2 separate regions of the Homo sapiens genome follow, and region 1 is linked to region 2. The links are chromatin contacts, found by Hi-C or POLR2A ChIA-PET in ENCODE. All regions are on one chromosome and are shown on one strand. Each heading gives the region's core, a stretch centred on a gene start or an enhancer-like site at or near the end of the contact. The rest is flanking DNA. Distances are from core to core; before and after follow the strand shown.

Region 1 (6,628 bases), core at 1,815-4,314, 200 kb after region 2:
ACTTCTCAGCCACTAGAATTGTGAGGAATAAATTTCTGTTGTTTAGAAGCCTCCCAGTCTGTGGTATTCTGTTACAGCAGCCCAGCTAAGACACAGGTTATCTCATTCCAACATTCAACAAACTGACCTACGAAGTCCAATCTCAATTTGATCCACTCTTACTCTTAATGATCTATCTTATAAAACAGAAACACATCTTCCTGACATTTTCATCCTCACATAAAAATTCTTCTATCCATTGATAAGGTTTTGATGTTTAGGCTTTTAAAACAAAGATAGTTTATTTCTGAAAAAAACTGAAAAGAGAACTAGAAAAAGAAGATAAATCACAATGCACAGTGCAATGAAACTTCGTTTTTAAAAAATAGCCTTATTAACATATAATTGACTATACCCACTTAAAATACACAATTTGATGAACTTTGATCAATGTATTCACCAGTGAAACCATCACCACAATCAAGGTAATGAACACACCTATCACCTGCAAAAGTTTTCATGTGCTTCTCTGTAATCCCTTCCCTTCCTACTCAAACTCATGCCTCTTGTCACAAGGTTTCTCCACTCTGGCTGTTGGGAACGAACTATTGCCTGGCCAATGCAAGCTCAGAAGTTTTTCTGCCAGCTTTTTTCTAGTGGTTGCCTCTCTGTCTTGGGAAGTTTCCTCACATGCATGTACCTGGTCGAACTTCTGCTGAAGACTCAGAGGAACCCTGCACAGATCTCCAGAGCTCCCTCCTTCCGTTGCACTCTCTCCTCTCTGGTACTCTAGCCACCCTGGCCTCCCTGAATTCTCAGCTCTATTTTCCAACTCAGAGTCTCTTTTGGTTCGCCTGTCTGCATTGCGGCTTGGAAACCCTCTCCAGGCAGTAAGCTGGAGCAAGCAGCATGTTCACTTCCTTTGTCTCCCTTCTCTTGGGCCCTGCATTGCCTGTTGCCCAATGTCTGAAAACCATTGTTCCATACATTTTTTTCACAGATTTTTCATTTCAGGTCACAGAGTAAGTCCAGTCCTTGTTGCTCCCTCCTGGCTGAAGCAGATGTCAACACTTATTTTTAAAAAATAGAAAATCATTTACAACAAGCTCATTGCAAAAAAAAAATTCAACAAAGTCTTATAAATTATAAAAGTCAGTATTTCCCCTTCAGTACTTGCAACTCACAGCCCAGAAATAACCACTGCTCACGGTAAACACAACATTAAATAATTTCCACTTCTCCCAAAAAGACCTATTGTAAAGTTGCAGATGCAGGAAAATCTTTGATGGTGCTGGAGGGATTTAGAAATGAATGCCCCTGAGAAATGCTGTCCTCTCCCCTGTCCACTTCCCTACCACGGAACATGTGAGCTAGGGCTCACTCTATACTGACTTCTCTTTCACGGTCCCAAAGGCAGGAGTGAGGTGGTCAAAGTCTCTGTGAAGGCACATAAAATCATGTATGTGAAAGTGTTTGGCAAACTTTGAAATCATGTACAATTCTTAGTTAATATTATATATTATCATGTTATTTTTAATATTAATAACTTATATAACAACTAGTCCTTGGAGGGTTTGATGATACCCTCAGTCAGCATTTTCATCACTAGTGAAAGTTTCTCCTCATAACAATCCTGCTCAAGCTCTCCAAGGTCTATGGCAAAAAATAAAAATAAAAAATAAAAAGCATTATGTTGCTTCAAGGTCATCTTACAATGACTGCAGTTGTGTGGGATGAGTATGCCATATGAGGAAGAATCTCCAGGCCGAAGTGGTACAGTCCAGACACAGCCTTTAGAGCTAAGAGGCCATTTCTTTTAGCCTCAAAAATCACTCAAATATACCCCTGCAAAAACTTTATAATTTCTCCCTTTGATGGAATGGCAAGTAACATTGAGCTTTTTTCTTTCTTTTCTATTGCTACCTTTTAATTTTACCTCCTACTCTGATCTGGATCTGCAAGCAATGGGTTCCTAAATGTCAACTCTGGAGATAATAAACACATAGCAGAGACTGATATTTTCCCACCAATTATTTATTCTTTCAATCCTAAAAAATACAGACACTTAACAGTGTTCTATTTACAATGTGCGCATCCAGGCAAAAATTTCCGGACAGGCTAAAAAGCAAGAAAATGCGATCCACAATCAGGAGAAAAATGAATCAACAGAAACTGATTCAGAAACAAACAAGATGCAGATGCTGCTCACAGAAGTCTAGAACGCCAAGGTGAAGCCCCCACTGGGTTGGACATTTTCTTATTCCTTATGTCATTTAAAGCACAACTCCCGAGATTTTACGTGATATAACCGCTAGAGGCCTCTCTGTCACAGGCTGTATTACTCCCAGGTCCCCATGTTGGCTGTGTTCAGATTTTTTGTTATATTTGTGGAAATCTGAGTGCATGTGACGACTGCTATTTATGGGTTTTGTTTTTATTTTTAAAGACAGGGTCTTGTTCTGTCCCCCAGGCTGGAGTACAGTGGTGTGATCACAGCTCATTGCAGTCTCGAACTCCTGGGTCCAAGCCATCCTCCCAACTCAGCCTCAGGACTTACAGGCGAGTACCACCTCACCAGGCTTGATTTTTGTGTTTTTAAACAGACTGAACATCTTTCAGTACTTCCCATCCCCACCCCTCCCGGCCCTGACTCCGCCACCCCAACCCCGCCCCACTTTGTACTACCCAAGCACATCTTGGGAACATGATGCGGAAAGTCAGGGACGCTGGAGGTGAAGGACTGATGACGCGCTACGGTGGTCCTAGGTGCGCGTGCCCCCTCTCTGGAGTAGTCCCGGGGGTCACGAGGATTTGAAGACAGGCCCTCCCTTCCCACTGCCCCCATTCCCCCGAATGCCAAGCCCCTGTGGGCAGGCGCCCTGGGCAGGTGTGGTTGGTTGCTAAAGCCTGCTGGGCCCAGACATGAACCCTGCCCTAGCTGGGCAGCGGCGCGGGAGCAAAGTTGTTCTGAGGCTGCCCTCCCCGGGGCCTGCTCTCCCAGCCCTGGAGGAGCCGGCGCGAGACGCGCGGGGGCGGGGCCGCGCGGGGGGGCGGGGCTCACCAAGGCTCCACCCCGCCGCGGCCACTGTTCGCACACACCTGGTGCTGATCAACGCCGAGGCCGACTCGTCGCCACCCAGCGCGCCGCAGGCCGGGGCGGAGAGGCGCAGGGCGCTGGGCAGTCTCCGGCGAGGGCAAGGAGCGGTGCCCGGCTGGGCCGGCTATGTCTCCCGCTACTGCGGTTCCCGCCGGCGCCCGCGACCTCGGGGGAGCAGCCGGGTTCGGGGGCGCCGCGCTGTGAGGCCGGGGCCTAGAGCCAGCCGCGGCCGCGCAGGAGGGGCCCAGGGCCCGCGCTCGCCCGCGTCCCCGCCTTCCTCCCGCGCTCAGCCCCGCCTCGGCTCGCTGCCCTTGGCTCTCGTCGCCATGGCCTCCGTCGCCCAGGAGAGCGCGGGCTCGCAGCGCCGGCTACCGCCGCGTCACGGGGCGCTGCGCGGGCTGCTACTGCTCTGCCTGTGGCTGCCAAGCGGCCGTGCGGCCTTGCCGCCCGCGGCGCCGCTGTCCGAACTGCACGCGCAGCTGTCGGGCGTGGAGCAGCTGCTGGAGGAGTTCCGCCGGCAACTGCAGCAGGAGCGGCCTCAGGAGGAGCTGGAGCTGGAGCTGCGCGCGGGCGGCGGCCCCCAGGAGGACTGCCCGGGCCCGGGCAGCGGCGGCTACAGCGCAATGCCTGACGCCATCATCCGCACCAAGGACTCCCTGGCGGCGGGTGCCAGCTTCCTGCGGGCGCCGGCGGCCGTGCGGGGCTGGCGGCAATGCGTGGCGGCCTGCTGCTCCGAGCCGCGCTGCTCCGTGGCCGTGGTGGAGCTGCCCCGGCGCCCCGCGCCCCCGGCAGCCGTGCTCGGCTGCTACCTCTTCAACTGCACGGCGCGCGGCCGCAACGTCTGCAAGTTCGCGCTGCACAGCGGCTACAGCAGCTACAGCCTCAGCCGCGCGCCGGACGGCGCCGCCCTGGCCACCGCGCGCGCCTCGCCCCGGCAGGGTAAGCGCGCGACTGAGGGGCCGGCCTTGGCCAGAGCGCTCGAGACCCGCAGCGCCCTCGCCAAGTTGGAAGCGAAACACACTCGTGCCAAGTTATTTTAGCCGCGGGCACCCAGAAGAGTTTCTGGCATGGGTTTCTCTGTCTTAGGGAAGAGGAAGCCCAGTAGTTTGGCAGAAGCGGGCGGGCGGGCGCGGTGACGTGCTACTGGAATTTTTCTAGGCTTGAAGAGAAAGGCTGATCTGAGAGGATTCGTGGAAATATGACTTAAAAGGGGAGAAATGCTGAGAGAAAAAAGTTTGTTTTAGTCTCATGGGTTGTATAAGGCATGGTTTGTGTTAAGTAATTGCAAGAGCAAAATCTAATTAGATGCCGGGCTTCTCGTAACACCCACTCCTTTTTCTTGACGTGGCTCTCCTGACTTTGCCTGCGGTGGCTTTCATCATACAAAAATGGGAGGAAAACTTCTGGTCCCTTTTATAAAAAGTGAAAAGAGGGGACTTGATTTTCGTTGAAAATAAGAAACTTTAAGGCCGGGCGTGGTGGCTTATGCCTGTAATCCCAGCACTTTGGGAGGCCGAGGAGGGCGGATCACCTGAGGTCAGGAGTTTGAGACCTGCCTGACCAATGTGATGAAACCCCATCTCTACTAAAAATACAAAAATTAGCCAGAGCTGGTGGCATGCGCCTGTAATCCCAGCTATTCGGGAGGCTGAGGCAGGAGAATCGCTTGAACCTAGGAGGCGGAGGTTGCAGTGAGCCGAGATCGCGCCATTGCACTCCAGCCTGGGCAACAAGAGCGAAACTCCATCTTAAAAAAAAAAAAAAAAAAAGGAAAAGAAAATAGGAAACTTTAAAGCGTGTTTCTTAAGGACTAAAAATGATGCTGATTCGACGGTTTGACTTTTTGTAGATGCTCTGAATGAGAGAATCAGGACACATACAGGAGGCACAAAAATGGTAGTGGTTGGACATGAATGTCACGGAGGGAATAAGAGACCTTGATTGTGCCCACGTGTGGTCAGGCTCCGTGTGTTTAATCATGCCCTGTTGCTGTTTGATTTATAATAGCACGAATGATATCAGCAAGATGGGGGCGGAGCTCAGCCCCTTTGGAAGTGTGGATTCTCCAAAACCTGTGGATCCATTGAAAGAGTCTGGAAATCTGTGTCCATCACATCCTGCCTCCCTCCCCACCTCTACCTTAGATGAGGCTCAGAATCCTTGTCAGGGGAGCAGATATCAAAGGGTCACCCTGCGACTGCTTGGCCTTGAGGCAAACACTGGGAAGGACTCCATAGCTTTCCTTCTGAAGTGGAGGCAGGCAGCACTTTCACTTGGACCCCCCATCAGCATCTCTGAGGCCCACCACGGCTGTTGCACACACATCCTCTCTGCCCAAACACAGACCAAAATATCCCAGCAGCAAAGAAACAAAGTCTTTTCTCTGTGTTCTCACTACTTACCTGGAAGAAACTGACATTGCCAAAGTGAGCTTTCCTATAAACCCAGAGGAAACCTTTGAAAAGGAAAATAAACAAGGAAAGAATATGCCATAGAACAAAAATTTTAAAGTTTAGATTACTTGGAGACGCCAGGCACGGTGGCTCATAACTAACCCCAGGACTTTGGGAGGCCAAGGCGGGTGAATCACTTGAGGCCAAGAGTTAGAGACCAGCCTGGCCAACATGACAAAACCCGTCTTTGCTAAAAAGAAATAAACACAAAAATTATCCTGGCATGGTGGCGCCTGTCTATGATCCCAGCTCCTCGGGCGGCTGAGGCAGGAGAATCGCTTGAACTGTGGTGGTGGAGGTCGCAGTGAGTACAGATTGCGCCACTGCACTCCAGCCTGGGCAACAGAGGGAGACACTGCCTCAGAAACAGAAACAAAAACTTCAGGTTACTATGAGAAGTTTCTGGGTTGTTTTTCCTCTTGCTTGCTTCGTTGCCCTTCCTTTCCCCAGGGGAGTTTGTCTAGGAATTGTTTTGTAGATGTTTGGGATGAAAATAGGCGAGCGCGGTGCTGGTCCTCATTTCTGGGAGAACACTGCTGTGCTCAGACTTCCTGAGGTCCCAGCAACATGGAAACGCGGAAGGTGCGGCTCAGGTTCCTGTAGAGGCTCATTTGTTCTCTCTGCGTGGAGGTCAAAAATTGTTCCCCAGTGTCCTGTGTGTCCCCTGCTCAGATGCTTGACAGGTTGAAGTTGTTTATGCTTCAGAGACTAAGTTTTTCCTTCTTGAATTGTTCGTTTTTGGGTTGTGAGCATGTGAAAATGGTTTAGAAGAGCCCTTGGAGAGGAGCTGTGACTGGATCCATCTGAGGTGGATGAAAGCACCATGAAGAAATGGTGATGGGATAGCACGAACTTACAGCAGGACACACCAGCCCTGTTTTCATGCCCACATTTGTTGACTTTGGTGTTAGGTGCTGTCCTCAGCCCTTTGCACGCATGAACTCACTCTGTCCTCACAACAACACAAAGGCCTAGGTTCTGTTATAATCCCTAGTGTATACAAGGCTTGGCAAGCGAAAGTAACCTGCCCAAGGGTCACACAGCATGGGGTTGTGGAGCCTGAACTCCTATGCTTTCTCCAGCAGCACCAGCAGAAGCT
Region 2 (6,123 bases), core at 3,048-5,547:
AGAGGCTGCAGTGAGCTATGACCACGCGGCTGCACTCCAACCTGGGCAACAGAGGAAGACCCCATATCTTAAAAAAAATAAATAGATAGGCTGGGCACGGTGGCTCATGCCTGTAATCCCAGCACTATGGGAGGCAGAGGTGGGTGGATCACAAGGTCAGGAGATTGAGACCATCCTGGCTAACAAGGTGAAACCTCGTCTCTACTAAAAATACAAAAAAAAAAAAAAAAAAAAAAAAAAAAACTAGCTGGGCGTGGTGGCGGGCGCCTATAGTCCCAGTTACTCGGGAGGCTGAAGCAGGAGAACGGTATGAACCCAGGAGGAGGAGCTTGCATCAAGCCGAGACCGTGCCACTGCACTACAGCCTGGGCGACAGAGAAAAAATAAATAAATAAAAATAAATAAATAATAAATAAAAAAGATGGCAGAGCTAAATCCTAAACAGTAGTAATTACAATAAAAGTGAACTACTAAACTTATCACATAAATCACTGAAACTCCCAGGTTGGATTTTAAAATATCAAATAATATACACTATTTTCAAAAGACAATGTTAAATGTAAAGATTAAAAATAAAACGTGCTGTATCTGCGAAGAAAGGCTACTTTTTAATTTTTTTTGTATTTGTTTCTTTTAGCGACTACAATATGCTTTATTGTTCTTAGAAAGGACTCAGGGTTTGGCTTTAAATCAGGCTGCACGCTTTTCATCAGTCTCGCATCGCTCTCCCCATGCCAAGCTGGCTCTAGCTAGCAATGTCGCATTAAATCCCAGGGCAACCTTCAGGAACTTCCAGAAGCCTCCCCTCTCCTGACCCCCTGCAGTCCAAGACCCCCATATTTGCCCACACCCCTGCTTAGGGTCCAGCCCTAGAACTCACTGCCCCGCCCCAACCTGCCCTGGACCAGCCTGGCAGCAGGAGCAGAGGCTGGAGGCAAACACCCAACTTCGCGCCAGCACCTGTGCCACTGGGGACCAGGAGCCCAGGGTGTGACACACCCAGAGGAAGCAGAGAGCCGCTGCGTGAGTCACCCTGGCCCTCAAGGCTGTCACAGCTCCAGTAGCCCTGCCCCGCCCACTTGCAACTCCAGGCCATGGGGCAGGAAATGCTTGAATCCTTGCTACCTCTCAGACCCCAACCCTTCTTTTCTCCTCTTTCCTCCTGGCCCGGTTATCTTTTCCCATTTCCATTCCCACTTTCAGACTCGTTCTTTCTTTGCTTAAAAGGCAAGTATTTCAGCCATGCGCGGTGGCTCACGCCTGTAATACCAGCACTTTGGGAGGCCAAGGCGGGCGGATCATGAGATCAGGAGTTCGAGACCAGCCTAGCCAACATAGTGAAACCCCATCTCGACTAAAAATACAAAAAACTAGCCGGGCATGGTGGGGATGCCTGTAATCCTAGCCACTCAGGAGGCTGAGGCAGGAAAATCGCTTGAACCCGGGAGGCGGAGGTTGCAGCGAGCCTAGATCACACCACTGCACACCAGCCCGGGCGATAGTATGAGACAACGTCTCAAAAAAAAAAAAAGGCAAGAAAAAGACAAGATTTTCCTGGCCCTGGTGCACTCTAGGCTCAGTCAAACCAACTGAAGACAGCAGTTTGCTGTCCGTCATCACACTATGTTTTCTAGAAGATTCTATCCTGATGAAGCACCCCCCAGACTGGTTGAAAACCAAAGTTACTCTTCCTTGGAAAATCTTTGTGGACACCCAGGTGGAGATTCAAATTTCCAAGTTGGGGCCAGGCGAAGTGGCTCACGCCTGTAATCCCAACACTTTGGGAGGCCGAGGCAGGCAGATCACCTGAGGCCGGGAGTTCGAGATCAGCCTGGCCAACACGGTGAGACCCTGTCTCTATTAAAATTGCAAAAATTAGCCGGGGGTGGTGGCAGGTGCCTCTAATCCCAGCTACTCGGGAGGCTGAGGGAAGAGAATCGCTTGAACCCGGGTGGCAGAGATTGTAGTGAGCTGAGATCGTCCCATTGCACTCCAGTCTGGGCGACAGAGTGAGACTGTCTCAAAAACAAACAAACCGGAAAACAACAAATAAAACCCAACAACTAAAAAAGGCAAAAAAAAAAAAAAATTACCAACCTCGATGCTGCCACCTTCAGGCCGCTGGGGGTTACAACCTCCGCTCCAGCTCCCCTCTGAACCTGTGCTATTCTTCTGAGTCCCATTCACTCCCACAACTGTCTCATTCATTCACTGGTTCACTCAGCTTCCAACCACCCTTACATCACGTCAGGCTCACCAGGTGATGGAGAGAAAAATCATCCTCTGTGGGTCTGAAAAACATGCCTGAGTCTTGATGGTGGGTCTTGTTTTCATTTCCTCCCCATCACAGCGCCCCCAGGGCCATGAAGAGGCCATGGCCTGGGCTCAGAGATCCAGCTCTCCTCAGGGTGGGCCTGGCAGTTGCTGACTTCAGGGAGAGCTGGAGGCCTCACAACTGAAATAGGAGACCTGCCCTGGGTCCTTAGCATGTGCAAGGACAGGGTTCCTTGTAGAATCTGCTCATTTCATCTGTGTTCATAGCATTTGTCATTTTCCACATGCAGACATCCATTCCTAGAAAGCTGAAGAAGCTTGCACAGGAATATTCAGCCACAATATCAGCTGACTTCCATATCTGAATGCATGATCTCTAGATCCCGGCCATTACAATAACATTTGGGCCACTTCTATCCCCATCCTGGGCAGGCCTGAGTCTGTTGGCCAGATGCCTGCAGCAGGGGTGAGTCAGGAGGGCCCAGGTGTGCACAAAAGCCCCTCCTCCTGTCCTGCTTGGGGCTCTCCTGCCAGCCTCCTTCTACCTTCCTCCTGTTCCCCCAGTCACTGGCCCAGGTCACCTGGCCTCGGGGTGGTGCTGCCAGGGCCTTCCCAGAGGCCTCCTCCCAGGACTAACCTGGGCTCCTGCCCCCAGCCCTGTACATGGGAGGCTCTTCTCACACACAGATCCTGGGACCCGCCAAGCTCTGCCCCTCCCAAATCTGAGAACTGCCCACCCTTGTGTGTCTGTTGTCCTCCAAACTACCCTCCACATGGCCCCTCCTGCACAGGGGCTCTAGTGCATCAGGCCAGAATCTTCTAGGCTCCTGTGTCCCTGCTCAGTCACAGAGGTGGCTGCCCTCCCATGACTCTGTCCTGAAGCAGAAACAGGCCCTGGGCTTTGTCCAGGCCTCCTCCTCTTTCCCACAGCCTCAGGACCCTCGGGATTGATGATCACCAGGTGCAGGTGATCCCAACATGAAGACTGTACGGAGTGGGAGGTCTGTGCCGATTTTTCTCATTCAATAGGGAATGGGCTGAGTGGCTGGGGCCTGAGTGGCACTCAAGATCTCTGTCCACTCCTCATCCCAGGCTAAAGCCCTCCCTTGCGGCCAAGGGCCACTGGGCCCATCACCTCCCTCTGGCTTCTGCCCACAGATCTAGATGTTTCCATGGTGACTGAGACGAGGATACACTCGGGTTGCCGCTTTGAGGATGGCTGCAGTCACCATCCAGGGACAGGGCAGAGATGCGCGTGCAGCCATGGATTTGCGTGTAGCTGGCCACAGATGGGTGTACAGCAAAGTGAGCCCCACGCATGCGTAGACCCTCCCTCGGCTTCTGCTCTCCATGGAAACACAATTGATCATTTGATCACTGATCACGGTAGGCCACTAGGGCTTTCTTTTCTTTCTTTTTTTTCCCAGAAGTCATAAAGGGATATAGAATATACTTTATTCTATATATATTCTATATATTCCTCATGCTTTTAGTGGAGAGGCAAAGAAGGTCTGCTCCGGACTGGGAAGCAGCTGCGCCCTGGACGGAGAGGGGCGGGGACTCCTTGGCGCAGGCTGAAGGAGGGCAGGTGTCGCTGGCGGAGGCAGTGACGGGGGGACACAGCCGCCACTGGATATCCCTGTGCAAGTTTCTTCGCTTTCCTGTGCATCAGTGCTTACATTGGGGTAATAATAAATGGTGTGTTAAAAAATTAAATGAGGCGGTCAAGAAGGAATCGTGTCCTGGCCCGCGCGGAGCCTGGGGTGGAGGGTAAGGGTTGGCCAGAGGGGGCCGCTGTCAGGCCACGAGCCCGGGGCGGGACGAAGCGGAGCCACAGCAGGCATAGGCTCCCCGGGTCCCAGCCTGGGGTGGGGCGGGGAAGGGCGGGACGGGGCGGGATAGGGCGGAGCATCCCTCCAAACGTGGGCAGGCGTAGGCTCCCCTGGATCCCGGGGCGGGACGGGACCGGACGGGGCCGAGCACACTCAATCACTAGCTGGCATGCGAGGGCCGAAGTGATTCATACGCTGGTCTCCACATCGACTGCGCCTTGTGTCCCGGGCGCTCCTGGTCTACAATGGCAGCGGCCGCCAGCCCCGCGATCCTTCCGCGCCTCGCGATTCTTCCGTACCTGCTATTCGACTGGTCCGGGACGGGGCGGGCCGGTGAGTTCGGGGATGGAGCCTAAGCGGGGCGGGGGCCAAACCTGGGGGGCTGTGGACTGCAGCGGGTTTCAGAGGAGGGAAGCCTTCTAGAAGGACCGGCGCGATCTCCCCGGACTGCCCCCACGCTCAGTTCCGATTCGCTGCTCTTTTTCGCCAGGTCCGCTTCCTGCGGCTGCTGCTTGCCCTGCAGAGCAGGAGGGGGGTCAAAGAAGGCGAAAAAAGAACCGCAGGAGGGTGGAGGGGCCAAAAAGCTGCAGAGGGCGAGGTGGGGAGGGGATCCCTGGTGCAACCCCGCAGCCCCACTCGTCCTCGGGAAGGAGAAACCAGAGCCCCCGGAACCCGAGCTGGGGTCAAGACATGGGTGACGCCAGCGTCATATAGAATAGTCACTAAGCAGACAGGAGTCAGCAAACCCTTTCTAGAAAGGAAAGGCTGAAGGCACTTTGGTCCTTGCTGGCCGTGAGTTCTCTGTCTCTGTGTCAAGTCCCGTCCCTTTGTAGAGCAACAGCAGGCAATGGCAACCTGCAAGTAAAAGAGAAACCTGAAATGGACCCTGTCCTAGGTTGCAGACTCCAGATGAGGGCACATGCTGTGTCCTGGCAATTGCTGCCCCATCCCCTAGGGTGTCATCTCTAAGTTGTGTAAGTTGAAGAGTCACAAGTGTGTCCTACCCTGCCTGTGGCTTCTGGGAGGTGTGGATGTGATGAATGTGAGGGGGAGTCCCATGGTTCGGGGCCTACTGCTCCCCTCCTTTGTTGCTGAGTAGCATTAACGGTCCCCAGGGGCCATTCAGGGACCCTCCCTGAAGCCTCAGGTGTGACCTGAGGGTGGGGGGGTGTAGCCATGTGGTGTCCTGGGGATCAGAGCCAACTGCTTGTGCAGCTTCTTGGTTCCCTGTGGCCCTGCTCCTGCCCATCCCAGGAGACCCACCTGTGTCTTCTCACTGTGGGGCCTATCTTCCTAATGACCTAAAGGGTGAGGAGCACACCCTGTGATGGGCAGCTCTGAGGCTGTGTGGTCACTGCCCTCCCATAGCTGGAGGCCCATCTCCACAGGGGCCCAGGACCACAGCAGGAGCCACTTTTAAATGAGGGGATTTCACTGCTGTGAGTGGCACAGCTTTGCTTCTGAGCACTAGGGGACCCTGTTGGATTCTGTGGTTGGGAATAGCCATGAAATCCACATAGCACCTTTTCCAACCACACATGCTTCTGGGATCTTAGGGAGTCCAGGGTCAAATAGCTGTAGTGGCAGGTCCAGCCACACCCCTCATCACAGAGTGTGTATGGCTGCATCCCAGCTATAAGAGCAGAGTTGAGTAGTGACAGGGGAGGTCATATGACCAGCACAAACTATAATAGTTACTACATTAACTACAAACACTATCCATTCCCGGTAGAAATCCAGGAAATGTGAAATTACCATTGAATGGGTCTATGAACCCAGCACATCCCTCTAAGCTGGACCTGACACAGAAGTCCATCTGTTACTTTGCCCCAAATGCACCTCATGAGTAACAGGGGAGCAAGTTAATGCTTCACATCCCTGGGAAGAGCTCGGATCACACACTGTGTCCACTAGGAGTGTCTGAGTATTTGCTGTTTCATGGTGTACAGTTACCAGAGTGACTACCCATCTGGCTCTGTGGGGGAGGCTGAAGGAGTCATTGCAATTGCTGTGGGGT

What was found. A loop is a pair of places that touch in the nucleus more often than their neighbours do. ChIA-PET counts read pairs that join two places held with the same protein, here RNA polymerase II (POLR2A). Pooled maps may share reads with other maps.
Region 1: a loop to region 2 is called in a map of naive thymus-derived CD4-positive, alpha-beta T cell, with 6 times the contacts of the local background. The contact joins the promoter of LRP11 here to the promoter of ULBP3 in region 2. A Hi-C loop is called at or near these places in 1 of 168 maps with a recorded cell type or tissue (naive thymus-derived CD4-positive, alpha-beta T cell) and 8 of 50 pooled maps. POLR2A ChIA-PET finds 5 or more read pairs at or near these places in 2 of 52 experiments (K562 and T-cell).

What each region holds. Positions count from the first base shown.
Region 1 is chr6:149,860,795-149,867,422 of GRCh38, reverse strand. It overlaps LRP11 (LDL receptor related protein 11), which reads left to right and starts at 3,064. Exons shown (of 7, transcript NM_032832.6): 1 at 3,064-4,015. The coding sequence starts at 3,403. It overlaps RAET1E-LRP11 (RAET1E-LRP11 readthrough), which reads left to right. Exons shown (of 15, transcript NR_182438.1): 8 at 2,079-2,207; 9 at 2,426-2,538. RAET1E-AS1 (RAET1E antisense RNA 1) reads right to left here and starts at 3,925. Exons shown (of 2, transcript NR_045126.1): 1 at 3,041-3,925. RefSeq lists an enhancer at 2,753-3,253 and silencers at 2,910-3,359, 3,430-3,489, 3,630-3,739, 3,910-4,059.
Region 2 is chr6:150,067,295-150,073,417 of GRCh38, reverse strand. ULBP3 (UL16 binding protein 3) reads left to right here and starts at 4,297. Exons shown (of 5, transcript NM_024518.3): 1 at 4,297-4,439. The coding sequence starts at 4,352. LOC124901428 (a long non-coding RNA gene) reads left to right here and starts at 3,145. Exons shown (of 2, transcript XR_007059809.1): 1 at 3,145-3,660; 2 at 3,768-3,990. RefSeq lists enhancers at 2,408-3,275, 4,473-4,552, 4,573-4,622.